5 separate regions of the Homo sapiens genome follow, and all the other regions are linked to region 1. Evidence: chromatin loops called from intact Hi-C (ENCODE). Cell type or tissue: CD14-positive monocyte. All regions are shown on one strand. Region 1 overlaps SYN2 (synapsin II). Region 2 overlaps PPARG (peroxisome proliferator activated receptor gamma). Region 3 overlaps PPARG (peroxisome proliferator activated receptor gamma). Region 4 has its middle 25 kb from the start of TSEN2. Region 5 overlaps PPARG (peroxisome proliferator activated receptor gamma).

Evidence for each region. Peaks named below come from ENCODE experiments on the same cell type or tissue, not always from the same donor. Only the 100,000 strongest peaks of a DNase experiment are listed, where the experiment ranks them.
Region 2: a loop joins it to region 1, with 2.0 times the contacts of the local background. A loop is called at or near these places in 3 of 110 quality-filtered maps.
Region 3: it touches region 1 in a loop (2.7-fold over the local background); 2 of 110 quality-filtered maps call a loop at or near these places.
Region 4: it touches region 1 in a loop (2.5-fold over the local background); 2 of 110 quality-filtered maps call a loop at or near these places.
Region 5: a loop joins it to region 1, with 4 times the contacts of the local background. A loop is called at or near these places in 2 of 110 quality-filtered maps.

The regions. Positions count from the first base shown.
Region 1 is chr3:12,191,020-12,196,019 of GRCh38, forward strand. It overlaps SYN2 (synapsin II), which reads left to right. Exons shown (of 13, transcript NM_133625.6): 13 at 1-1,013. Among named protein-coding and RNA genes, the nearest start is that of TIMP4, 35 kb to the left of the region's middle. RefSeq lists an enhancer at 3,822-3,871. In CD14-positive monocyte, no CTCF peak of the experiment used is centred here; DNase peaks (open chromatin) are centred at 2,672 and 3,382; H3K4me3 peaks cover 933 bases; H3K27ac peaks cover 3,271 bases.
Region 2 is chr3:12,391,569-12,396,568 of GRCh38, forward strand. PPARG (peroxisome proliferator activated receptor gamma) reads left to right here. Exons shown (of 8, transcript NM_138711.6): 5 at 1,046-1,184. Among named protein-coding and RNA genes, the nearest start is that of TSEN2, 90 kb to the right of the region's middle. RefSeq lists enhancers at 3,900-3,949, 4,000-4,129. In CD14-positive monocyte, no CTCF peak of the experiment used is centred here; DNase peaks (open chromatin) are centred at 2,553, 3,493, 3,943 and 4,273; H3K27ac peaks cover 2,716 bases.
Region 3 is chr3:12,302,228-12,307,227 of GRCh38, forward strand. All of the region lies in intron 1 of PPARG (peroxisome proliferator activated receptor gamma), which reads left to right. Among named protein-coding and RNA genes, the nearest start is that of PPARG, 16 kb to the left of the region's middle. RefSeq lists a silencer at 4,727-4,934. In CD14-positive monocyte, no CTCF peak of the experiment used is centred here; DNase peaks (open chromatin) are centred at 1,574 and 1,964; H3K27ac peaks cover 1,657 bases.
Region 4 is chr3:12,456,797-12,461,796 of GRCh38, forward strand. No RefSeq gene overlaps it. Among named protein-coding and RNA genes, the nearest start is that of TSEN2, 25 kb to the right of the region's middle. In CD14-positive monocyte, a CTCF peak has its summit at 2,327; a DNase peak (open chromatin) is centred at 2,385; H3K27ac peaks cover 2,562 bases.
Region 5 is chr3:12,350,366-12,355,365 of GRCh38, forward strand. All of the region lies in intron 2 of PPARG (peroxisome proliferator activated receptor gamma), which reads left to right. Among named protein-coding and RNA genes, the nearest start is that of PPARG, 64 kb to the left of the region's middle. In CD14-positive monocyte, a CTCF peak has its summit at 2,127; DNase peaks (open chromatin) are centred at 276, 956, 3,606 and 4,386; H3K4me3 peaks cover 394 bases; H3K27ac peaks cover 4,950 bases.

The DNA.
Region 1 (5,000 bases):
CCCCCATTCAGTGATACCTGTTTGGGAAGTATATACTTCCCCAAAAGTACTCTTGGCCCTAAGTTTTAGGAACTTTCCCCGACCTGGATCCCTTGTCATACCTGTGTTACTGTTTAAAGCACACCCACCCAACTTACAAGATCTTAGGCTGCTGTGGTGGTGAAGCACCTTGAGTCTGCTGATATTCGGGAGAACAAGGATCTGCAGTTTCCCCTTTTCTCCCCTCTGAAGAGTGGTTCTTATGTGCAATCTGCAGTAACCTTGAACTCCAGAGCTGCACTATAGAGGAGAATGCATGCCACTATGACAGCAGTATGCCAAGCTTTGTGTTCATCTCCTAATAAACGTTAAGACCTTTGGTGTAATAAAAGCAGCAGCATTCACCAACATTTGATTCAGCCATGAGGTCTTGACCCCTTGGCCACCCTTTAGGCTGAGAGAGTGTCCATGAGGGGTGTGTGTGTGTGTGTGCTTGAGTGTAGGGAGTGAAAAATCTAGGTGTGTGAAGCTGTTTGTGTCAGTTTGTGTGTGTGACTGCAGGTGTACATGTGTTTGCAAGTGTTTGAGAATGTGTCTGTCCTTTACATACCACTTCTGGGCCTCCTCGCACCTCCCCAGTGAATCTGTCTCCTCCAAGACACCTAGCCTTCCTTCAGCAACTCAGCGTTTCTACCTATATTACGGACTTTGTAACCTTTCAAATAAGCACAGAACCCTTGCTCCCGGAGGAGTCAATTTAGACTCACTTGCCTGGTCTATCATCAAGCTCCTCAGCTGAGGCCCACATGGTGGTGCCAATGAGGCTGGACCAACCTGCTCTGACAACCAGGCTCCCACAGATCTCAACGAAGGCATCCTAAAGAGGCCTGCAATTGAGGGTGGGCTCTGAGGGATTTCACTCTGGCTGCTTCATGACTCCCTGATACTCAAGTATATTTTCCCAAAGACCACGGATGCTGTGAAGATAAACACTACATCTGCACCAATAAAAAATCCATATATTAAAATGTTAATATCTGAATGTTAATAAGTATCTAGATAATTTCCTACACATGACACCCATCCTACTAACTCAACAAGATAACCTCCTCCAAATGCCACTATCTTAACTTCTCTTCACGGGCAGTAGATGCTGCAAGGTCAGAGAATGAATTTCTCCGAGAACCAGGGTCTCCTTTCTTACTCATTCTCTGTTTTCACAGTTCAAGGATTGAGCACCGTACCCTCTTCTTACACTTAGAAAACAGGAAGTAGAACCTCCCATTGAGTGACCCCTGGGGGGTGAGAGCCCTCCTCCCACAACACACATAACTAAGGAACAAACCAACCAAACCAATGCGTGGGGTACCTGGGCGCAAGGCAATTGACCTTTAGAGTTCCTTCTGTTTCCAGCTGTAGGGGAGGCAGATGTCCTCTTAACGTTCTGTGGCTGGGCCTGAAAATTAAGCATACATAAGACAGATGAACAGGACAAACGTATACACATTTTATTTAATATTTTTATGCGTACGTGGGAATCTTCATAAGGAAAATGAAGACCCAAGCTGTTAAGCCCAAAACTTGTATACCATTTTAAACAAAGAATGATAAATTGTGACGATATGACAAAACAAAGGCGTCTGGGCTAGTCAGCCAGTAAATTGTGGGAAAGTAGGAAATATATGGGAGAAACTAATGGGAGAGAAGGGTTACAAGTTTTAGTAAGGTTTTGTCTGTGGAGATTCATCTCAGTGTCAACTCCCTGTCTCTGGTGATAAGAATGTTTGTTCCCTTCTTCCTTCTGGGGGAGAGGCACCCTTCCCACAAGAAGTTTTAGTCCTGCTTCAGACAGGAAGGGGGAAGTCGGAAAACCTTTCCTGCATCTGTTGTTGTTCTGTTGCCTTCAGCTCAACATAAACAATATGCCAAAGTGGCATATTTTGAGGTAGCATACTCTGACCCCCTTCACAAACCAAGAGTCTGCCACTAGCCATTGCTTCTATCCCCGATTCCAAATATGTTTTAAGAGAAGTCATTCATTTAGTCAAAACATTTATTGAGCACTTACGATAAACATAAACATTGTGATGGATTCATAGGAATATTTGCTGACACTTCCATAGTCAGGCACTATTCTAAATACTTAATGCTCATCAACTTATGTGTTCCTTATAATAAGCCTATATGGTAGGTGCTGTTATTATTTTATAAATGAGAAATGGAGGCACATCAAGGTCAATAACTCACTCAGGGTCACTCAGCTGGGCAAGTGGCAGAGCTGGGATTTGAACCAACCTAAGCAGTGCAGCAGCAGAACTCATGGCCTGAGCTACTTTGCCATATTACTTTTATTTAATCTAGCAAAGTCAACAAGACAATTGTATTAAATTTTACACAGTGTGATAAGAGGTGCACACAAAAATTTACAGCATATCCACCTCTTTACATTCTCTCTCCATCCCCTGACCCCAGGGAAAGAAGGACTGGGAGAAAGTTAGGACATCTGTGACCAGTGTTGACCCCTTGTCCTAAAACCATGAGTAACATACACAATGTTTCTTATTCTGATAGAATATAATTCTGGTTCTTAAAAAATTACTCATTCTTCCACATGTGATGTCAGACCAAAAACCACAAGTGGCTTATTTAGAAAATGAGTCAGCCTGGAAATGCTGCAGTGACAAAAAGGAGAGGCATTTACCATAGGTCAGGCAGCACCCTGGTCTGAAGGACATATGGATTCTCTCCAGCCCTTAGTAATGGGGTGGGGCTGGGGGTGGGGAAGTTCCATTCAGAAACAGCCTTCTTGCTACTTAAAAAAGACAGCCCCAGAGACTGGGAAGTTGGCTATTCAACAACCATCAATAAATATTCAGTGAATACTGTGATAAAAATTATCTACAGCTAAGATCTCTGAAAGATTGGTTGCAGTCTTCTACAGATCTTGAAGCCTTGTCTGTAGGCCAGCTTTGACCACTGTGCAACCACCTCTGCAGTTTATGGGGATTCCCTACCTATGTCTTCACCCCAGATTAGTAAAGGTAGAAAGCCTCATCCCTGCCCACATGGAACTCATCATCATCTTGGGTCAAGATAAATTAATTCTGTATTTTATTGATTTGTTCACAACCCCTTATTTTATTTAGCGCCATAAATTTTATGAGAGGAATATAAAAATGAATTAAGCAAGGATTCGGCCCTTACAAAGTTTATAGCCCAGTAGGGAAGATGTGTAAATATAAAGAAGAAAATGTAATGCATTAAGTCAAATGCAGTCAAAATGTTAGTTTGGAAAAAAAAAATAAGCTTGATAGGTATTGGTGAGGATATGAGAAGCAGAAGGAAGTCTTACACGTTGCTAATGGGGGTGCATGTTGGTACTGCCATTTCAGGGAACAATTTGGCAATCATGCGTAAACCCTATGACTCAGCAATTCCATTTCTGAACATTTACTCTAGAGAATCTCTTGCACATGTACATAAGAAACCAAGTAAAAGAATATTGGTCACAGCACTCTTTGTGCAAAGACTGGAAATAACCACCTCTCGTGGGGAATTAAAATATATGGTTTATTCATAAATTGGAATACTGTGTAGGAGTTAAATAAAATATATGAGGAATGCAGATGAGTTCAGGTAAGATATGAAAGGAGAATGAATAAGATGAGCCAGGCAAGTGTAAAATGGACCACAAGCAGCATATGCTGTTGCAGTGGGGCAAGCTTCTAGCTCAGGAGCTCAGAGAAGACCGCACCCTGGAGGTGAGCTGTGCACAGCCCACAGGACAGGAGGCACGCCACCTGCCGGGACTGGGCTGGGTGCACAGAATTCAGTCACTGAGTTTTACAGCTGGAAGTTGCATCTAGTTGCATCAAGGCCCAGGCAACTTAAGGAGTTTGCCAAGGTTACAAAGGGAGTTAGTAATAGAAGCAAATGAGTCTCAACACTAAGTGTCTGGTGGGCCACTGGGAACATTGCCTTTCCTGAAATAAATGAAATGGGTTTCATATTTGGGGGCCCTCCAGGGTGAGAGAGACTTATGGAATCATTTCACAGAGGCCAGGAGGCAAAGGGAAGAGATAGTGTTGGCTAGTGGAAAGAGCCTGGGTTTTGGAATCAAATTGAGTTTAAATCCAGGCTCTGCTAGTTATTAGCTAATTGATTATGTAGTTTAACTTTTCTGTGTCTCAAATTTTCTCATCTATAAAATGAGAACAATGCTACCTTTCCAAGGAGGTTGTCTTAAGAATTAAACAAGCTGATAGAGTCTGTTCCTAACAGTGGTTAGCATGCGAGATCACAAGAAACCATCTCTGTCACATAGAAAACCTGTATGAGTAAGTCCCAAACCCCCTTTCCCCAGGACTCCTCCAGGAGCAGCCAAACGAATGCCAAACATGCCTTTCTCCTGCTCCTGCAACCAGGGGAACCTCTAGGGCAATTTCAGCCCATCCAATGTCTTTTCCTAGGGCTATGGCTCCTTTTAGTTGTATTAGCTAAACTGAGCTGAGGGTGGACACTTGGGGAGGCCTGTGCTGTGCCAAGGCATTCCAATAGCAGTAAACACACGGCAGACACATACATACGTACACACATGCACACAAAGTAAAAACTGCAGCTACAGAAATAACAACGCAAACCCCAGGTGATCACAATGGATGCTTTTTTAAACACTGAGACCATACCATCATTCCTACAATGGTATGGTTCCCTTCAAAGCAATTCCTTTGGGAGATTATTTATTCCTACAAGGCTGCTGCTTATGTTCAGAACATAATTGCCTTCAGATCTGTAGTACATTATTTGAATTTCTGTAACTCTTGGAAGATCAGGAATTCTTTACCTGGAATCCAGGTATTCTCATGCATGTATTGTGCATTTCGGCAGGCCCTCAACACACATAAAATATCAAGAATCGTTGCTTTAGGGAGTAAATTTTGATATAAACAAATTTAATTCTTTTGGAGTCAAATCTAGTGATTAAGCTAGATAATATATACAGTCCAAAATGCAATGTGACT
Region 2 (5,000 bases), 200 kb after region 1:
CTGCTGAGATGGAGAAAGCCGCAAGTGAAGTGAGTTTGTAGGGGAGGGTCAGGACTTCAATTTGGACAGGCTGGCTTAGAGATGGCTATTAATTATTTAAATGAAGCTGTCAAGTAATCAGAACATACTCATCCAGAGTTCTAAATGGACGTTTGGAGAAAGTCAAAATGCATGTCAATGACCAAAGCAATACTAATGCAGTGCTTTTTGCACCAAACAGGGCCAGATACATTTGAAAGAATTAGCAATTAAGTTTTATGAAGATGAACACAATAGAAATGAATAGGAATATGATGAACCCAAAAAATGGAGTCAGAAAACACGTCCAGTTCGATTTTTTTCAGCTCTTTCCAAAGATGTAAATATAGCAGAATATTCAGTTGGCCTCAAATTGACATATTTGCCATTTTGAGATAGCAGTCGATTTTGTGAGGATTTATCTGATTACTTCTCATGTTATTCCCATAGTCTCTTTCTGTCTGTAAGCCACAACAATGATGGGGCACACTTTAAACAACATAAATAAGTGAAACAAATTCTGCAGGAAATTATGCAACATAGAGAATTCCAAAAAAATTATCCACATGTGGATTTTTATTGGCCCTGATCATGTTTTAGAATGAAATGATTATAACTTTGCCAGGCTGCTTAGCACAATTACAAAGGCTGGGGCATGCTGTTGGAATGATTTGCAGAGAGACTTAACTGATTACACGGTGTTTTATTTGCATTACATTAAATCCAGAGCACTTCTTAGAGCATGCCGAAAACCAAATGTAGAGCCAAGATCCAATGAAAGCCGCAGCTGGATGTGGTCAGTGTCTAAGAGCTAAAAAAGGGACCTGGAGATCCTCTGGTTCTTTATTTTATAGCAGAGAACATTTAGTTCCAGAGAGGTTAAGTGACTTGTCTAAAGTCACCAGTGACAGAATCGTGTCAAGAACCTGCCTTTTCTGATTCCCAGGCCAGTATACCTTTCGCTGTAGGTTGCTGCTTCCATGTGTCATAAAGACTTAAAATTTGCTTCTTTTTTATCCCTTTGCAGGGTTTCTTCCGGAGAACAATCAGATTGAAGCTTATCTATGACAGATGTGATCTTAACTGTCGGATCCACAAAAAAAGTAGAAATAAATGTCAGTACTGTCGGTTTCAGAAATGCCTTGCAGTGGGGATGTCTCATAATGGTAAGTAAACAGTCATCACCATATACTTTATTATTCTCATTATAGCTGCCAGACCAGTGGACACTAAAGCCATTGCCAAAAATGTGTACAGTTTTTCCACCAAATGCCAGAATTTAGAATATTGCATGGCGATAAAACATTTCTCTTTTAGGTCAGTGTTTTTAAAGTTTTATTATAGAACCTTTCTCTCTGTGGTTGGGCATCTGCCATGAGGAGAAAAGAGACTTGAAAAATCTGGGGGATTATGGGAAAAACTTTAGTGTTAGAACAAATATAATGATCATCATGATTAATTTTTATATTGCCTCATGCATTAAAAACAGAATTAAAATTTACTTTTGTGTATCAGTAGTGTCGTTCTGCTTTAAATGTAAGAAAATCCTGAAGATGTCTGGGTCTGAAACTTTAAATGGCATATGAGAATTTAGATTCATTTAATTTTTTTTTTTTTTTTTTTTTTTTGCTGTTTATTATGCAAAGACGAGTATTCGTTTCCTTCACTTCAAGGAACGTCCATGAGTTGTGGAAAGGGTAAAACAAATTATTTTTATAGTTCTGCAAAACTTCAAAGCCATAGAAACATAAGAGAATAAAACTTTCTACTTTTGAAACCTGTGTCTAAAGTCAAGCTTATGACTTTGGGTGTCAACTTAAGGGAAATGATGTAGAAGACCTGAGAAAAGACCCATGTTTTCATGATCTGTGGAACTAACTCAGTAAGGTCCTGGAAGACAAACGTGTTTGAAAAAATAATTCTTGGTCACTATTTGGTTCTGATTGGTTGCCTGGCTGACAAAATAAATTTTAGGTGTAACTTGATAGTATTATATGTGTCTAGTATTAATCAGTTATTTTCAATGCACTCAAGGAATAAAAAATGCCAACATGATCAAATTAAATTTGAAGTTTCATTTCATCAGCTATCCTATTTTTTCTTTCTTTTGTTTTCATCTCTCTCAAAACTGATCTAGTAAGAAGGCAGTCTTCATCTATATGTACTCTAAAGCATCTGAGAAAATTAAATTTTTGCTCTATCATGCAGATACTTGGTTTTCACAGTGGAAACCATCAAGATATTTGAGAGTCACTCATTGATTAATAACCTACCCTTTAAAAATAGTTCACAAAATTCTATCTGTATGATTACTAATGGGTCAGTTCCTCTAAAGGCAAGAATGTATTTTGAATAGAGCTATCAGCAGTACTGAACAGGATGGAAATTTGGTCCAACTTTCCTCAACAATTGACTACATCTGCTGTATACAACTGTAGTCATGGATTGCAAAATAATTTGCTGGTTCAGTTCCATCAGTTTCCTTTTTATTTCAGACCTCATAAAACATAAGGGCAAGCTTCCAAGTCAAGGGTTGTATTTTAGGTGATGCAATCAAGTTGCAATAAACTTATTTCATCTTCATGAAGAAATCATTGACTTTGAGGTCATTATCACTGAGACAGCCTAGGAAAGCATGCCAGTTCCGCTTTTAACACTAATTTTTGCCTATTAAAAAATTATCACTTCACACATTCATGTAAAATATAATTCCTGTTACTTACAGGCAGTGCATACATTGATGTAAAATATATTTCCTGTTGCTTACAGGCATTGCATACGTTTACTTAAAATCAATCTGCAATTGCTTATTGTTTATAGGCAAATATTATTTAAACCCCAACCTATGTAGTATGGATGGTATAATTTTCTCCTCCCATAAATGTCAAAGAAAGCTATCATAAACTTGATAGGTCATATTTTGACTTCATATGACAATTTATTTTATTTCTAGAGAGGGTCAATCTTGATAGGGAGTGTTTGTTCAGTTCTAGCAAAAGCAAGAAAATATATGAATTAAGTGTCATGACATCAGAGACTTAGGCAGTTCAACACTTAAAAAATTGCAAACATAACTAAGAAAACCTCAGAGGTTTTTATGGGAGTTTGTTTGCTGCACAGAAAATAAACATCAGACTAACAACAAGGTTTTGATTAGTTTTGCCTGTTAGCTGTATGAAGAAAACATTTCTAAATACAAAGTTTTCTAGGAAGTTGAGTCACTATTTAAAATCCATTGCTTTGACCAATGTGAAGCCAACAGGGTTTTCATTCATATAGAATGCCTTTTTATCAAAAGAGGCTCTGAGTGTTATACCAAAATCAGCACCCAGCTGTTTTCAGTATGCGCAAGAAAACATGAACGTCCCCCAAAGCAAATGTACTCCATTCCGTGTTAACCTTATTTCTGCTCCCTGGTCTCTGATTAGTCTGGTTGATGAATGTAGCTTCCCCTTTGGCCATGCACTCACAGCTTTGAAGGAGGCTTCTGAAGGAACTGGTAGGGAACCCTAGGGGCTCTTGCTAATGTTGTTGGATAGTCACTGAAATCAGTGATCACCATGTCCTTTCACTTTGAAAATTCTATGATTCTGTATAATCAAACAACCTAACTCACTGGATTTTTCACTTTTCAACCAGCTATTCCGTGTCTTACAGTGCTCTGGTCTTCACAGATAGGTAGGCACCTGGCATGTCAGTTGCCTGAATTTGAAAGTTTTCACCTGTATGTTTTGGTACGATAAAAATAAAAATGTAATTTATATATCTGAATCAGGTCTGTATGTTATGATCAATTGCTCAGCAATTTCGGGCAGTTGGTTTGATGGTTATGTAGTAATGTAGCCTGAGAGCAGAAATACAGAGCCTCTGGGCTAGAGAAAGTATAAATGGCATCCTAGGCTATGTAGGGTTACAGCTCTTCAGAAGGAACTTTCATTTTCATTGTGACACATCGTCTACATGTTGTAGAAGAACATAGTTTCAGAATTCTTCCAGTTAGAAACATAGTTTCTCAAATATTCACTTTCAGCATTGGGTAGAAAAAGTACCCAGGTGATGGACTGATTGATATGCTTCAGAAATATGTTTTTTCCTGCAAGTAATGAAAATAAACACACGTTCTTAATTATTTTGGTCATTTAACAACCCATCATTTCTGGACCATGGGTTAATTCCACCGATTGCTCAGAAGCCTTCCTGAGTCATCTCAAGCACAATCAATTCACTACTGTGTCTAGACACTGCCCTTAGAGGAAAGCTCAAAATGAAAATGAAGCAGAAATACAGACCCACTTCCTAGGCCACTCAGCGGTGTATGTAACTTACCAAGTGATCATTGCATCAACTACTCTTTGTTAGTGAAGCTGGTGTCTGCAGAATCTTGATAAAAAGACTCATGGATAATGTTGCTTCTTTAGTCAAATGGGCTCTTGCATGCATTTTTATAGATTTTCAAAGTAGTCATTTTTGTTTTAAAATCCTGCTGCCAAGTCCTTTATAGTAATTGCATTTTAAAAATATGTCTTCTTTATTTTTTATTATTATTTTTTTTTGAGATGGAGTCTCGCTCTGTCGCCCAGTCTGGAGTACAATGGTACAATCTTGGCTCACTGCAACCTCCGCCTCCCAGGTTCAAGCAATTCTCCTGCCTTAGCCTCCTGAGTAGCTGGGATTACAGGTGCCCGAAACCATACCCAGCTGATTTTTGTATTTTTAGTAAAGATGGGGCTTCACCATGTTGGCCAAGATGGTCTCGAACTCCTGACCTCAGGTGATCCACCCACCTCAGCCTCCCAAAGTGCTAGGATTACAGGCGTGAGCTACCACACTGGCCTTGTCCTCTTTATTTTTAATAAAATTATTTAGTCATTAAGAATTTTGGCTTGTGGGCCAGGCATGGTGGCTCATGCCTATAATCCCAGCACTTTGGGAGGCCGAGGTCAGAGGACCACTTGAGCTGAGGAGTTCGAGACCAGCCTGGG
Region 3 (5,000 bases), 110 kb after region 1:
AAATACTAAAAACAATACAGAAGAAGAAACAAGAAGGGAATTAAAGGATGATTCCATTTGTACAAAATATCCCGAGTAGGTACATCCATAGAGATAGGAAGCAGATGAGTTGCCAGGGGCTGAAGAGAAAGGAAAGGGGGAGTGACTGCTTAATGGGTACAGGATTTCCTTTGGAGGTGATGAACATGTTTTGGAACTACACAGAAGTGATGATTGCACAGCTTTAAGAATTACTAAATACCATTGGATTGTACACACTTCATAAATACATTTTAAATTGTGAATTTTACCTCAAATTAAGAAAAAAAAAGTTCCTGGTTTGAGGTAACCAAAAGAGAAAATAATTTCCAGTATAAGAAAACAAAGCCTGGAATAGCAAATAAGCATAGAGTTAAGGGAAGGTTTGCAGAGATTAACCAGTTTGAAGTGGAGAGTGCGTGGATGTGAGTAGTGAGAAACATGGTTGGAAGTGTAGATTTTAGGCCAGATGATAAAAGGTCTGGAATGCAGGAGAAGGAGTGTGGGTTTTATCTCAGGAGCGGGGAGATTCCATATCGTAAGAAGAGGGGTGAGATGATTGAATCAGAAGATTAATTTGGCAGTAGCATGCAGGGAAAGCAGTCAGGAGGCTGCTGCAAAATCCGGACATACCATGAGGAGGGCCTGTAAGAGTGAAGTGGAAGGGCAGATGTGGACGATGCTCTGAAGCAGAGAATGATGCTCAAAGTGTGGTCCGTGGCTTGATGCTGCCCCACAAGTGTTAGTTACAGACCTGGCACACAGTAAGGGTAGATTTGAGGGTAAGTCTTTAAAACTTTAATATTATTATGATATTCAAGCGCATGATTTTGCATTTCATAGCAATATCCACAGTAGGTGTAAGAGACAAGAAAACTTCCTTCATGCCAGAGTTAGAAGACCGCTGCCCTAAAGGATGAATGAGTGGAGTTGATGACTGACTCCTGTAGGGCAGTCTTTTTTTTTTTGGAGATGGAGTCTCACTCTGTCACCCAGGCTAGAGTGCAGTGGCACGATCTTGACTCACTGAAACCTCCGCTTCCTGGGTTCAAGCGATTCTCCTGCCTTACCCTCCTGAGTAGCTGGGATTACAGGCATGCACCACCACACCCGGCTAGTTTTTAAAAGTATTTTTAGTAGAGATGGGGTTTCGCCATATTAGCTAGGCTGGTTTCGAACTCCTGACCTCAAGTGATCTGCCCGCCTCAGCCTCCCAAAGTGCTGGGATTACAGGTGTGAGCCACTGTGCCTGGCCAGGCAGTCATGTTTTATGGCTCCTTTACAGTGTTCCACCCCTTGTGCTAGACACTGGGACCAGAGCAGTAGGCAAGATGGACTGGCACTTTCCCTTGTGGAGCTCGCTGTCACATAAATAGTCCTTCTTTGTCAAAGGATTGCTAGGAATTAAAGGGAGGTCTGGTTCAGCTCAGCATAAGGAAAGCATTCTAATAACTACAGCTGTCCCATAGTGGGAAAGGATGATTTGTGAGAAAGTGAGTGCTTCGTCATTGGACATATTCATGCAGAGTCTGAATCATCTCTCAAGAAGTCTTGCTTTGGTGGGAGAAATGGAGTGGGTGACTTATCAGGTCTTGTGTAACTAAGGTGCCATGATTCCCTATTCTCTAATGTGAACTTAGTAGAACATATTTTCTTCATAACTGGCTGTATTGGAACACCAGTACATATACTAAGTTTCTGTCTGTTTCTATTAGCACTTGGAATTACAGTTACCTAAATTTACATGTAGATTCAATTTTGAACTTATCTGTACAGTTAGTTCCACAATTCTTTTTAAAGCAAGTACTATTCTCTAATGCCTTCTCAGACATTCACTTATTTCCAACTTTAATATTTATAGTAAGTTCCTCTTTCACGTGATGTGTGTCACAAGTCACGCAAATTTCTGCAGAAGTGAGTTACATAAATTGCAGTCAAGCTGCTGACCTGTAAATCATTCATTCTTGCCCCCGTGATGTCATATTGGGGTTGAATAAGACCAGGCGTGACTACCCACTTGAGGATGTCTTTGGGATGCCATTTTAATTGGGTGAAATAACTTTTATTATTCAACTTATGTGACCAGTTACTGCAAACGTCAAACTGTTACGTTTAACAGCTAGAATGATCATAGGTTAATTGCACTTTAGAGGATGTGGAGGACGTAGACTCCTATAGGAGTGATAGCCTTACTATATTTTGGGGGAAATTCTAGAATGTTTTTAACTCAAAGGACATTATTTTCATGAGGATGATTTTAATGCTTATGGTATCAGGTGAAGAAAAATGTTAGCTGCAGAAGAAAAAAATTTGTTTCACTTCAAGTCTAGTAGAATATTTTGTTAAAATAGCCAATTTTCATTATGTATTATTAAAACAGGTTATACTTTTCATTAAGATGTATGTAAAAATTTCACATGTGCCTGGTATTACACAGTATTTACCCAATAAATATTTATTGAATATTGTTGAATGAATGTGAGGTGAGGGCGGAGAAAATATTTCAAATGGAAAAATAGTATGAGCAAAGGAAAACGTGAATACAGAAAGAAGCAAAGATAGTTTCTTTAAAGTCGCATTTATATGTAATAACAATGGGAAAACTTTTTGGCTGAGTAATTTTGGTGGCTCCTTAATTTCTTAATATTTAACAACTAATGACGACTCTCTCTGATACTGATATCCAAAGCAAATAGCTGACCTTGAACATGGAAAAGTTACTGCCTCTGACTAATTGGAATGTCTGAGCCTTTCTTGTCTTCTATCTTCTTTCCTTCCTTTCTTCCTCTCTTTCCTCCTCTTTTCCCCTCAATTGTAGCACTAGCTCTTGTTCTTGTTCCCTCTACCCTTCTCCCCTTTTTCGTTCCTGGTGTTCCCTATGTTTTCTTCTTTCCTTCTTTTCTGTCTCTGTTTCTCTCCCTCTGAATTTCTGCTTCCTTTCCTCTCTTTCCCAATTGCTACTGTCTCTGCCTTTGGTTGTCTCTGAGTGTAATATGGAAGTGAAGTATATTTTTATCTACTAAACACATGATCAAATAGGGATTTTTTATTCTGAATTTAACATTAACAGAAATGTTATGTTGCTCTTTATGAGACGAAATAAAGTTGGATGTCACTTATAAATGGATTTTGATTGATTTTTTTAAAGTATTGACTCACTAATCTTCAAATTGGTAGAAGGAGGTCAGTAGACTTTGACTCATAAATTTTTGTAAGCGTAATGGCTTGTTGAATAACTCCTAATTGTCTTTAACAACCTTGGTTTCTGTCCTCTTTTTTCCAAATGCAGATATAGCAGATGTCTTCAGCATCTAATTTTTTATTACACTTTCATATGTGCAGTCATACAAGAGCTGGAGTATTTGTTTTGTTAATTCTGTATCTTTATTGTCTAGAACACTGCTAACAAATAGCAGATGCTCAACAAATAATTGTTGCTTAATATTTCAAATCTGTAGTGTCATTCTACCTCCTAATCCCAAATAGCCATCATAACTTTTTAGACTAACATTACTCATTAAGGTAACTTAGTATACAATGAATTTATAAATGTAACCATACAATTTCATGCTTAGAGAACGTTTTCTCTCCATTCTCTCTACCTTTAGACCATTCTGCAGTTTAAATCTTGAACCAAAATGTCATTTAACCATCCTTCTGAACGATAACTCCATAATTAACTCAAGCACCAAATAAGTCATCTAGCTCTTGATGGTAATAATTAATATTTGTTGAATGCTTATTCTATATCAGGCTCTGTTTTAAGCACATTATATACATTATCTCATTTTATTCTTTCAGCAGCTATGTACACCAGCAGTCCCCCACCTTTTTGGCACCAGGGACTGGTTTCATGGAAGACAGTTTTTCAACAGACTGGTGGCAGGTGGAAATGGTTTCAGGATGAAACTGTTCCACCTTAGATCATCAGGCATTAGTTAGATTCTCATAAGAAGCATGCAACATAGATCCCTCACATGCACAGTTCACAATAGGGTTTGCACTCCTTTGAGAATCTAAGGCTGCTACTGATCTGACAGGAGGCGGAGCTCAGGCAATAATGTTCGCTCGCCCACCACTCATCTCCTGCCACGTGGCCCAGTTCCTAACAGGCCATGGACTGCTACTGCTTCACGGCCTTGGGGTGGGGGACTCCTAATATACAGTATTAAAGTCAGATGAAGAAACAGGAACAGAGAGGTAAAATAACCTGCCAGGTGATAAAAACTAGGATTTGAACCCAGACAATCTGAACCCAGCCACCCTGTCATGCACAGGAGCCTACTTTGCAAGTATTTGGCCTTCCAGGGAATGAGATGTCCACATCCCATCACCACCGCCACCACTATTCCACATTTAACAATTAGACCTATACAGGTGTAACCATATTCACATGTAACAGTGGATTAAATTTAAACTTTTAGTTGTGTTAATTCACTGCAAATCAGCTTATGTGTCTTGTAAGTAGTAAGCAACTTGAAAGTACCTGTTGTTGCTTATGACAAGATAAATTAGATCACCAAATCTTTATATTTAGTAACTTCATCATCACTTAGAAATCAACCGCTGGGCCGGGCGCGGTGGCTCACGCCTGTAATCCCCCAGCACTTTGGGAGGCCGAGGCTGGTGGATCACGAGGTCAGGAGATCGAGACCATCCTGGCTAACACGGTGTAACCCCATCTCTACTAAAAATACAAAAAATTAGCCGGGCGTGGTGGTGGGCGCCTGTAGTCCCAGCCATTAGGGAGGCTGAGGCAGGAGAATGGCGTGAACCCGGGAGGCAGAGATTGCAGTGAGCCGAGATCGCGCCACTGCACTCCAGCCTGGGCGACAGTGCAAGACTCCGTCTCAAAAAAAAAAAAAAAAAAAATCAACCGCTGTTAGGAAATTCTTTTTTTTTTTTTGTCTCTCTTAAATTCCTCTTAATCTAAATAAAGACATTTTATTTTGTCTCAGGATACAGAGGTCAATTGAATATAG
Region 4 (5,000 bases), 270 kb after region 1:
CATGGCCCACCTTTAATCAAAGGTGAGGCAGGAGCACTGAGAAGGCCACTCTGTGTGGCCCACCGTCCACCTTCAGCTTCACCCACTTCATCTGGTTTCACTGGAGCATCATTCAAGCTATCCCCAATAGCCCAGGAGGACCCAGAGGGAGGGGCTGCACCTGTCACTGTTTTTGTTTGTGCTCATTGCATATTTATTCACGTTCATGATAAAATAAGTGGTTCCCTGCATTGGCAAGCAAAGCACCCAGACTATCAGTGACTTTTTCACTGCCAGCGCCGTCACTGTGAACTCTGAGGGTGGCTGTAGAGCAGCCTCCAGGCTATTGAACGAGTTTTCCTGACCATCCTGTGGTTCTTCTGTGTCTTTCTTTGCTGGAGATTGCCCCTCTCCTTGGTGTTGGGTTTTAGCAGTACTGCCCATTCCCCAAATTATCATCTGCTCTCTGGTGACTGAGTAATCACCGCATTAACACAAGACATTTATTTATTTCTAAATTCAGCAAGTGCCTAACACATAGTAGGTGTTCAATTCATCATGTTTGCTCTTTCATTCAGTCATGGAGCCTAAGGAAAGGGCCCAGGCCAGGCACAGTGGCTCATGCCTGTCATTGCAGCACTTTGGGAGGCCAAGGCAGGAGGGTTGCTTGAGTCCAGGAGTTCGAGATCAGCCTGGGCAACATAGTGAGATCTCATCTCTACAAAAAAATTTTTAAAATTAGCTGAGTGTGGTGGAACAGGTTTGTGGTCCTAGCTATTTGAAAGGCTGAGGCAGAAGGATTGCATGAGCCCAGGAGTTCAAGGTTACAGTGAGCTATAATTGCACCACTGCACTCCAGCCTGGGCAACAGAGTAAGATCTTGTCTCAAAAAAATAAATACATTGACTGGGCGTGGTGGCTCACACCCGTAATACCAGTACTTTGGGAGGCCAAGGCAGGCAGATCAAGGGAGGCCAACATGGTGAAACGCCATCTCTACTAAAAATACAAAAATTAACTGGGCGTGGTGGTGCATGCCCGTAATCCCAGCTACTTGGGAGGCTAAGGCAGGAGAATTGCTTGAACATGGAAGCGGAGGTTGCAGTGAGCTGAGATTGCGCCACTGCACCCCAGCCTGGGCAACAGAGCGAGACTCCATCTCAAAAAATAAATAAACAAATAAATAAATTTTAAAAAGGAAGGGGCCTAAAGAACACTCTTATTTTTCCTGTTGACTCCAAGTGTAACAGCCATCAGATCAGTCTTCCTAAAGAGCCCTCTGGTTGTGTCATTCCCTTGCTCAAACACCTTCAGTGGCTCCCTATGACCTACATGATAAAGTTAAAATGGCCCATCATTCAAGACCCTCACAATCTGACATCAGCCAGCCTTTCCAGCCTCTGCCCTTCCTACCCATGAGTTCCAGCTACACAGGGCCACAAAGCCTTGTTGAGCTGTCAACAGTGAATTCACCCTTCAATGCCAGATGCTCCCTGACTCCCTCCTTAGTTCTCCCATAGTCCTGTGATTCTGATCCTCATCACAGTCAAACTTAGATTATTGTAGGACTTTGTCCAACCACACCATAGCCTGGGAAGCTCTTGGAATTAGGGGTGTTATTTTACCTCTTGTAATCTCGATCCCCTGTAGTCAGGAGGAGCTTGGTAAGTAGCTACTCATCGAGCAGGCTCTCTAATCATTAGCACAGCCTAGCAAACTAGACAGTCCTTCAGAGTCATATTTACTTCATTGCAAACGCAGAGCTCTTTATAACGTGTCTAAATTATGTCTAATGTATGTGTGCTTAAAAAAAAAGTCACTCTGCTTCCTGGGAGCCACATTACCTAGACCTGATCCCACCTCTGGTCTCTTGTTTCTGATCTCTTGGTCTACCTCAGACTGTTACGTTTTTGGAACTCCTTACTTGGGCATATCACCCCCTTTCTCTGACCTTTAATTTCCTCTAATGTCAAGCAGGCATGATGGGCAGGTCTGACGAAGATAACACATACACAGCAGGTAACATTGGGCTAAGTCCTCTGCCTTCTTCCTGGGTGCGCTGCCCATCTCCATCAAGCTCAACTGCTTCACTGATGGCAGAGAGACGCTGCTGGGGAGGGCAGAAGGGTGGGGCCCTATCATTCTTGGGGATCCAGAAGCATAAAACCAGCTTCCATCCCATCAGGCGCCTCTGGGCCGGGGCGGGAAGGGAGCCAGGCTCCCCTGAGGCTGATGAAATGCGTCTGTTGGGGACCTGTTGGGAAATCCTGAAACTGGGAGGAAGGAACAGCCCTGCGGGGTCGGAGGCTACTTGAGCAAGTCCCCAGCAGTTGCTCCATTCGCCACACGGGGTGATGATGCCCAGGGTGGGGTATTTCACCAGGTTCTTAGAAAGCTGCCTCTGTACACCCATGTCTACTCAGGGCTTTGTTTAATCACTGTCTTTTCCACTTCCAGATTTCTGAGGACAAATAGGGAGAGGGTGATGTGGTGAAATGATCATTATTAGCCAACTTGCCCTGAATGCTTACTGCGTGCCACGCACTGTGCTACGTATGCATCTTACACCTGTGATCTCACACAATCCACACAGCAACCCCCGGGGCAGAGACTAAGCTTCCCACACTTGCCGATGAAGAAACTGAGGCCCAGACAGGTTAAACATTTTGCCCACAGCCACACAGCTTATAAATGGTAAAGCCATGATTGGAACCCCCACTGTGTGATTTGAGGACTCTTAACTCCACCTCAGAACTGCTTCCCATGAGTGGGAGGAAACTGGGCTTTGAAATCAGGTTGCTCTGGGGTGAATCTCAGCAACGCTATGGACCCACCGCTGTCCTCAGCAGGCCCCTTCTCCTCTCTGGCCCTCAGTTTCCCCATCTGTAGAAGAAGTGGTTTAGAATCGGTCACTGGTTCTCAAATTCTGTTCTTTTTTAAAAACTAGAATGTAGGCCAGGTGCAGTGGCTCATGCCTGTAATCCCAGCAGTTTGGGAGGCTGAGGTGGGTGGATCACTTGAGGCCAGGAGTTCAAGACCAGCTTAGGCAACATAGTGAGACCCTCGTCTCCACAAAATAGAAAAAAAATTAGCCGGTGTGGTGGTGCATGCCTGTAGTCCCAGCTATTCAGGAGGCTGAAGTGGGAGGATTACTTCAGCCTGGGAAGTCAAGGCTGCAATGAGACGTGATTGTGCCACTGCACTCTAGCCTAGGAGACAGAGTGAGACCCTGTATCAAATACATAACTAAAAACTAGAATGCTTCAAGCAAAGAGTGACTGCAGACGGGCATGAGAGAACTTTGTAGGGTGCTGGAAATGTTCTGAAACTGAATTGTGGTGATGGTTGCACAACTCCATATATTTTCTAAAAAAATCCTTGAGTTGTACACTTACAATGGGTGAATTTTATGGTATGTAAATTATACCTCAATAAAGCTGTAAAAAAAAAACAATGTTTTATGAAACATCAATATTCAACCCTCAGGACCCACCAGCAGGATTGTTTGAAAACCAGCAGGCCATGTGGGTTCTGGGCGGCCTTCAGACTCTGACCCTCTGGGATTCTGAGTTTATTTTTAGCACCAACTTGGTGCAAATTGCTAAGGATCTCATGTGGGCAGGGATTCTGTCCTCTACACTGTCAGCCCAGTTCCGGCAGAGCCTCTGGTTCATAATGGGTGCACACTGAGCATTTGGTGAATGAGTGAATGAAGGGCTGAAGGAAGAAGTGCCACGTTTTTTATAAGGGTAGACTTGGGCTTCTTGGAGCAGGGACTATGGTTCATTTCGGCACTCCCAACTTCCAGCACATAACCGGCACAGAGTAGGTTATTTGGAACGGTTTGTTGATCAATGAATGAGAAAATGAATAAATGGCTCAGTCCCTGCCCTTGATACAAGTTGAAAAGGAAGCTATCTATGCATTTATGTATGTACACTGTGTATGACTTAGGATGCTCTGGTTGCAAGCAACAGACACCAACTGTAACTGCAAGGCAAACAATTTATTCAGAAGGTACGAGGGAAGGGGCTCGCCAGTCATACTGTGGTAAGGGAGAGTCAAAAGCAGCTCCCAGGATGGGAGCTGCAGACCCAGCTCATTTCTTTAGGAAACCTCCATGGGATGATGTGGCTCTAACTGTGTTGGGTACTTGTGTTATTCCCTTCAAGATTCAGGTTCCAGGAGAAGGGCTTCTGATTGGCTTGGCTTGGGTCAGATGCCCTCCCTTGGCCAAAAATCATTGGGCGCTCCTATTAACAGTCTTAGAAAGACTGCATCTCATGAAGGGAGTGTTGCGGGGGGTCTCAAAACCAAAACTGGGCTCTGATTTTAGAAGAAGGGAAGATAAATGCTGGGCAAATCAAAACAATCAATGTCCTCTACCCGCTGGAAAGTTCCATACCAGTGAAAGATGTAAATGAGAGTCAAAAGAAATAACAAAAAGAGATGCCACAAAGCCAGGTAAGGTCAGAGCCAGGAGTGCGGGGCCAGCCCTGAGTATGACACACAGGCGGGGGCAGGGGGCAGAGAAGAAAGTGAGCAGTGGGCTTGGAAGCCACAGAGAACGGGAGTGACAAAGTTTCTTCTTTTTTTCTTGCTTCTTTTAAAACTCTCAGCCAAGCTACTGACTAATACTGATAGCCATCTCTTAATGCCAGGGTGATTTCCTTTTTGTTTGGGAAACTTCAGGAGCCTAGTAGCTTTGATTAAATGGTCCCCAAAAAGGACTGTTCTGGGTGAGGTATGTGGATGGCTCTACAGACCTAATGGCATTTAATGGCATTTGTCGTGTAGCATTTGCCTGTATATACCAGCCTCAGTCCTTATTTAAGAGAAAATGAGAAGGCCAGGCGAGGTGGCTCACGCCTGTAATCCTAGCACTCTAGGAGGGCGAGGTGGGCGGATCATCTGAGGTCAGGAGTTCGAGACCAGCCTGGCTAACAGGGTGAAAACCCATCTCTACTAAAAATATAAAAATTAGCTGGGCATGGTGGCCCGCGTCTGTAGTCCCAGCTACT
Region 5 (5,000 bases), 160 kb after region 1:
GACAGGGACACTTTTACTAGTCCCCTTGAAGAATGAATAGTTACTCAATGGAGATTAACCAGATATATATTTATTTTACTCAGAATATCACGATAAGTATAATTCAGAGAATTATTGCCTTCTAATATACTGCCCTGTGTGGGGGCGTCTTTGAAAGTCCGCAAAGTCACTGCAATTCTAATAGGCCACTCATGTGACAAGACCTGCTCCCACATCGGTAATTTGGCACAGCTAGTATTTCTCCTTGCCAAAAAGGGCAAAGGCCTTGAGCAAGAAGCCAGCTTTTTCCTGATTACAAAACTGACCACAATTCCTCGCCAACCTAACAGCGTAAGTCTATTTTTTTCTGGTGGTGTGTTATTCTTCTCATAGAGAACTCCATTTTTTCATTATGACATAGCACTTATCGTTTAAACATCAATTGATGTTCAAACATCAGCTGGTGTAACATTGCTGCAGTTGCTATTGATGGATAAGCTGAAGTTTTTAAGAAAGCAAACCCGATGTATAAAATTGAAACCATATCAAACCCTTCTTCATTCTCTCAGCTATTTAATTTTACAGAATTTAGATAGCAGTCAGTATCATTTTGGGCTTCACAAATCAGTAGAGTAAGTACCTTAGGAATATAACATTTCAGTAGCATGCTGATACCAACGTTTAAACTATGGATACATATTTGAATTCCAAATTTTTCTTCAAATAATGTGATTAGAGATTCAACCAGGAATAGACACCGAAAGAAAACTTTGCCCAAATAAGCTTTCTGGTATTTCATAAGCAAGAGATTTAAGTTTTCCATTTAAGAAGCAATTGTGAATTTTACAACAATAAAAAATGCAAGTGGATATTGAACAGTCTCTGCTCTGATAATTCTAAATACAGTACAGTTCACGCCCCTCACAAGACACTGAACATGTGGGTCACCGGCGAGACAGTGTGGCAATATTTTCCCTGTAATGTACCAAGTCTTGCCAAAGCAGTGAACATTATGACACAACTTTTTGTCACAGCTGGCTCCTAATAGGACAGTGCCAGCCAATTCAAGCCCAGTCCTTTCTGTGTTTATTCCCATCTCTCCCAAATATTTGGAAACTGATGTCTTGACTCATGGGTGTATTCACAAATTCTGTTACTTCAAGTCTTTTTCTTTTAACGGATTGATCTTTTGCTAGATAGAGACAAAATATCAGTGTGAATTACAGCAAACCCCTATTCCATGCTGTTATGGGTGAAACTCTGGGAGATTCTCCTATTGACCCAGAAAGCGATTCCTTCACTGATACACTGTCTGCAAACATATCACAAGGTAAAGTTCCTTCCAGATACGGCTATTGGGGACGTGGGGGCATTTATGTAAGGGTAAAATTGCTCTTGTAGTTTGTCTTCCAGGTTGTGTTTGTTTTAATACTATCATGTGTACACTCCAGTATTTTAATGCTTAGCTCGTTGCTATCGCGTTCATTTAAAAACATGTTCAGAACCTTAAAAAAGGAAACCTAACCTAATCTATTTTATCTCTGTGCATGGCTCCCATTTCCTGAATTTTAAGCATTAAAGGTATAGTTATATCCAAAAACAATCCTGTTCATTTTTATTTCCTGAGTTTGCATAGATTTCCCAAGAATACATAAGGGCTTTTTAGACTTGAAGGGTCACTTTTTCCTCTTTTCATCTCATATGTTAGAGATCTCTCATAACTGTTTTTATCCCTCTTGCAGCACTTTTATTCCTCTTGAAGTACTCTCAGCTCTTTTCTGTTCTATTTTGAAATCTAGGTATTGTGTGTGCACTTCAGCTCTCCCAAAGAATTGTAAATTCCCAGAGTGTAGGACCAAGTGGTGCTCTTTATTAGATTTCTTAGGATACTTCCTAGCATAGTGCCTAATGCATTGCAGAATAGATTGTCGGAACCTTGAAAAATATCTGTTCCAAGCATCACATTTTATGCATAAAGAAAATGAGGTCCCTAAAACAGTAAATGCCTATTGCAAGTGACTACCTATTAACTTCTCTTCAGATGTGTCAGAATCAGATACCTCCTTTTCAATATTTCTTTCTTGGCCATTGCAAAATATAAGTTCTCCATTTCTATAGCTCCTTCTACTGGAGTTTCTTAGCACAGCCTTTTCTGTTTTGTATTGTCTCGTATTGATGTCTATATTTCTATTCATTTTATTTTTCTCTTCTCAGATTCTGTGTAAAAATAGATTGTTAGCTAGTGTGATTCATGTTTTATAATATAAGTGCTAAAGCATTAAAATTAAGTCACTTAATTGCTGAAATGGATGGCTTTACATTTTAACCTTTTAATTTTCCTGGAAGCCTGAAGTTTGAACATATTAGTCACCGTTTTTAAAATATAAAGCTTTTTAAAAATGAGTAAGAAAATGTTTCCTGAAGTACTGTTTTATTTTATTACAGTAATTTGATTCAACATGTATTTCTATCATCTAAGCCTCTTAACTAGGAGTTTTGTTTTATTCCATAAATTGTTGTTATTCTGTTTTTCTGCAAGCCATAAAAATTGTTGCTATCTTTCTTCAGTTATTAATTTAGCCTGCCTCAGGGCAGAATGTCCTGGCTATACTGTGAAATAGTTCTTGAGTCAAAATTTGATAGTTTTGTCTATTTTGAAAGAACATGTCTAGAATGCAGTGCAACAAATATCAACAAATAGGTTAACTGAGAGGCAAGTACTGTTTGTGGTAAGGGATGGTTATGTGATTCAAGTTAGTTTTCATTCTGTGCTAATCTCTAATTTTATGCTTTGAATTTACTCTGAGTTTAATTTTTTTGAGTCTCAATTTCCTCTAAAAGAATGATCCAGTACTTTTCTTCCTAATTAACATAGTGCAGAATGAAATTATTAGCAATTAAAACATTATATTTTGTACCAATAATTTAACCCTTGTCTTATAGGGTCTCTGGCTACTACTTCTTCATAAGCACTGTTTCTCTGTTAAAAATGTGAGCTCCTAAAGGCCCAAGACCTATGATTGTTACTCCTATTGCATTTTGTAAATGACCTTTAAATAATTACTCCACCTCTTCCAAAACAGACAGACTTAAAAATAAATTAGCTATATGATCATCATTAGCCGAGGCCAGCAGAGTTGAACACTGTGGAGTTGAGGTATTTGGCATGGGTACAGTAGTCCTCTTAGGTGCTCCTTCTTCCTCATCATAGGCAAAGTGAAATTGGGGGTGTTGCAAATGGTTGGGTACTGCTATTTAAGAAAAAGTGGCACATTTAGTGTGAATGACTCAGATATCCAGGTAGATTGGTCATATTCATGAGATTAAAAATCTCGACTACACTTAGCCACTATGCCCAAAGAGGACTTCCATACTTTTTCCAAGGCTCCATCATTGCTGTGACCCCTTTATATTATTCCCCTTTCTCTTTTTATCAAGAGCTCCTCAAGCAACCCCAAGTAACCTCATGCTGGCTCTGAAACCATTTCCACTAGTAAAAATTGGCAAGATTGAAGGGAAGCTTCCACAAGCTCAAGCTGAATATGCCTCCTGCTTTTAGTGCCAGACTTAGTCCTGTGTGAATTCTACAATTTTAAGTCGTTGCACCAGAGCCTTGAAAGATGATGACACACTTGTCCTTTGGAGCTGATTGAGCAATGGAAATATGCCTTAGAGACATGATAAATGCTGCAATAGACAATCCTTCAAAACGAGTCTCTCCTGAGATAGGAGTGAGTGATTGATTGCATGCCATTTTTATTGAGGGATACTTAATCTGTGGTTACATATCTCCAGGCAACTGTATATTCAGAAACATTTAGATAACTGACCAAAGTTTTCACCTTTCCAGAAGTTTAAAGGGACCCATGTAGTACCAGGGAATATAAGGACCAGTCCTTTGTTGGCCACATATTTGCTGTGTGAATTTAAGCACGCCATTTTTCTTCTCTGGCCTTCTGTTTCCACATATATTAACAGAATACACAGGATTAATGGGAGGATTAAATGACACAATACTTGTGCAAGTAGATCTAAAGCCCTATATGGAATTTATTGCTTTAGCCTTGTAGCGTTAATCACTTGTGGCTAGAATAGAAGGCTCCGTTTAAAAAAAGAAAAGGCTGGGTACAGTGGCTCACATCTGTAATCCCACAACTTTGGGAGGCCGAGGCGGGCAGATCACGAGGTCAGGAGGTCAAGAGGTCAAGACCATCCTGGCTAACACGATGAAACCCTGTCTCTACTAAAAATACAAAAAATTAGCCAGGCGTGGTGGTGGGCGCCTGTAGTCCCAGCTACTCAGGAGGCTGAGGTAGGAGAATGGCGTGAACCCAGGAGGCAGAGGTTGCAGTGAGGCTGAGATTGCGCCACTGCACTCCAGCCTGGGCGACAGAGCGAGACTCCATCTCAAAAAAAAAAAAAAAAAAGAAAAGAAACCTACATTTTAAACACTTTATGGATATGGAAAAACAAAAACCGCAGAACTCTTTATTGCACAAGAGTAAGTGGCAGTTATATGAATGAAGCGGGGCATCCGCATGATCTCCTGTGAGTGTTTTGAGAAGATGATCAAACTTAGAGAAAGCATCTTTGTGTCTAATTTTTTTAAATGATGAAATTATTTCCCACTTTCATTAATATTTTCCTGTGAAGAAATTGAAGTTATTCTTTGGGCCTAAATAAAAGTGACAATTACATGTTTTCTTCTCAGAGGCATTGAGAAACTTGGATTATAATGTTTTTCGTACACTGAAGTAGAAGTCCAGAAAAGATTTGAGTTATTGACACAGATCTTCTTTTTTTTTTGAGACAGAGCCTCACTCTGTCACCCAGGCTAGAGTGCAGAGGCCTGATATCATATTTCACCACAGCCTCAACCTCCCTGGGCTTCGGTGATCCTCCCACCTCAGCCTCACTAGTAGCTGGGACTACAGGCGTACCTTACCACACCCAGCAAATTTTTGTAATTTTTATAGAGACAGGATTTCACCATGTTGTCCAAGCTGGTCTTGAACTCCTGG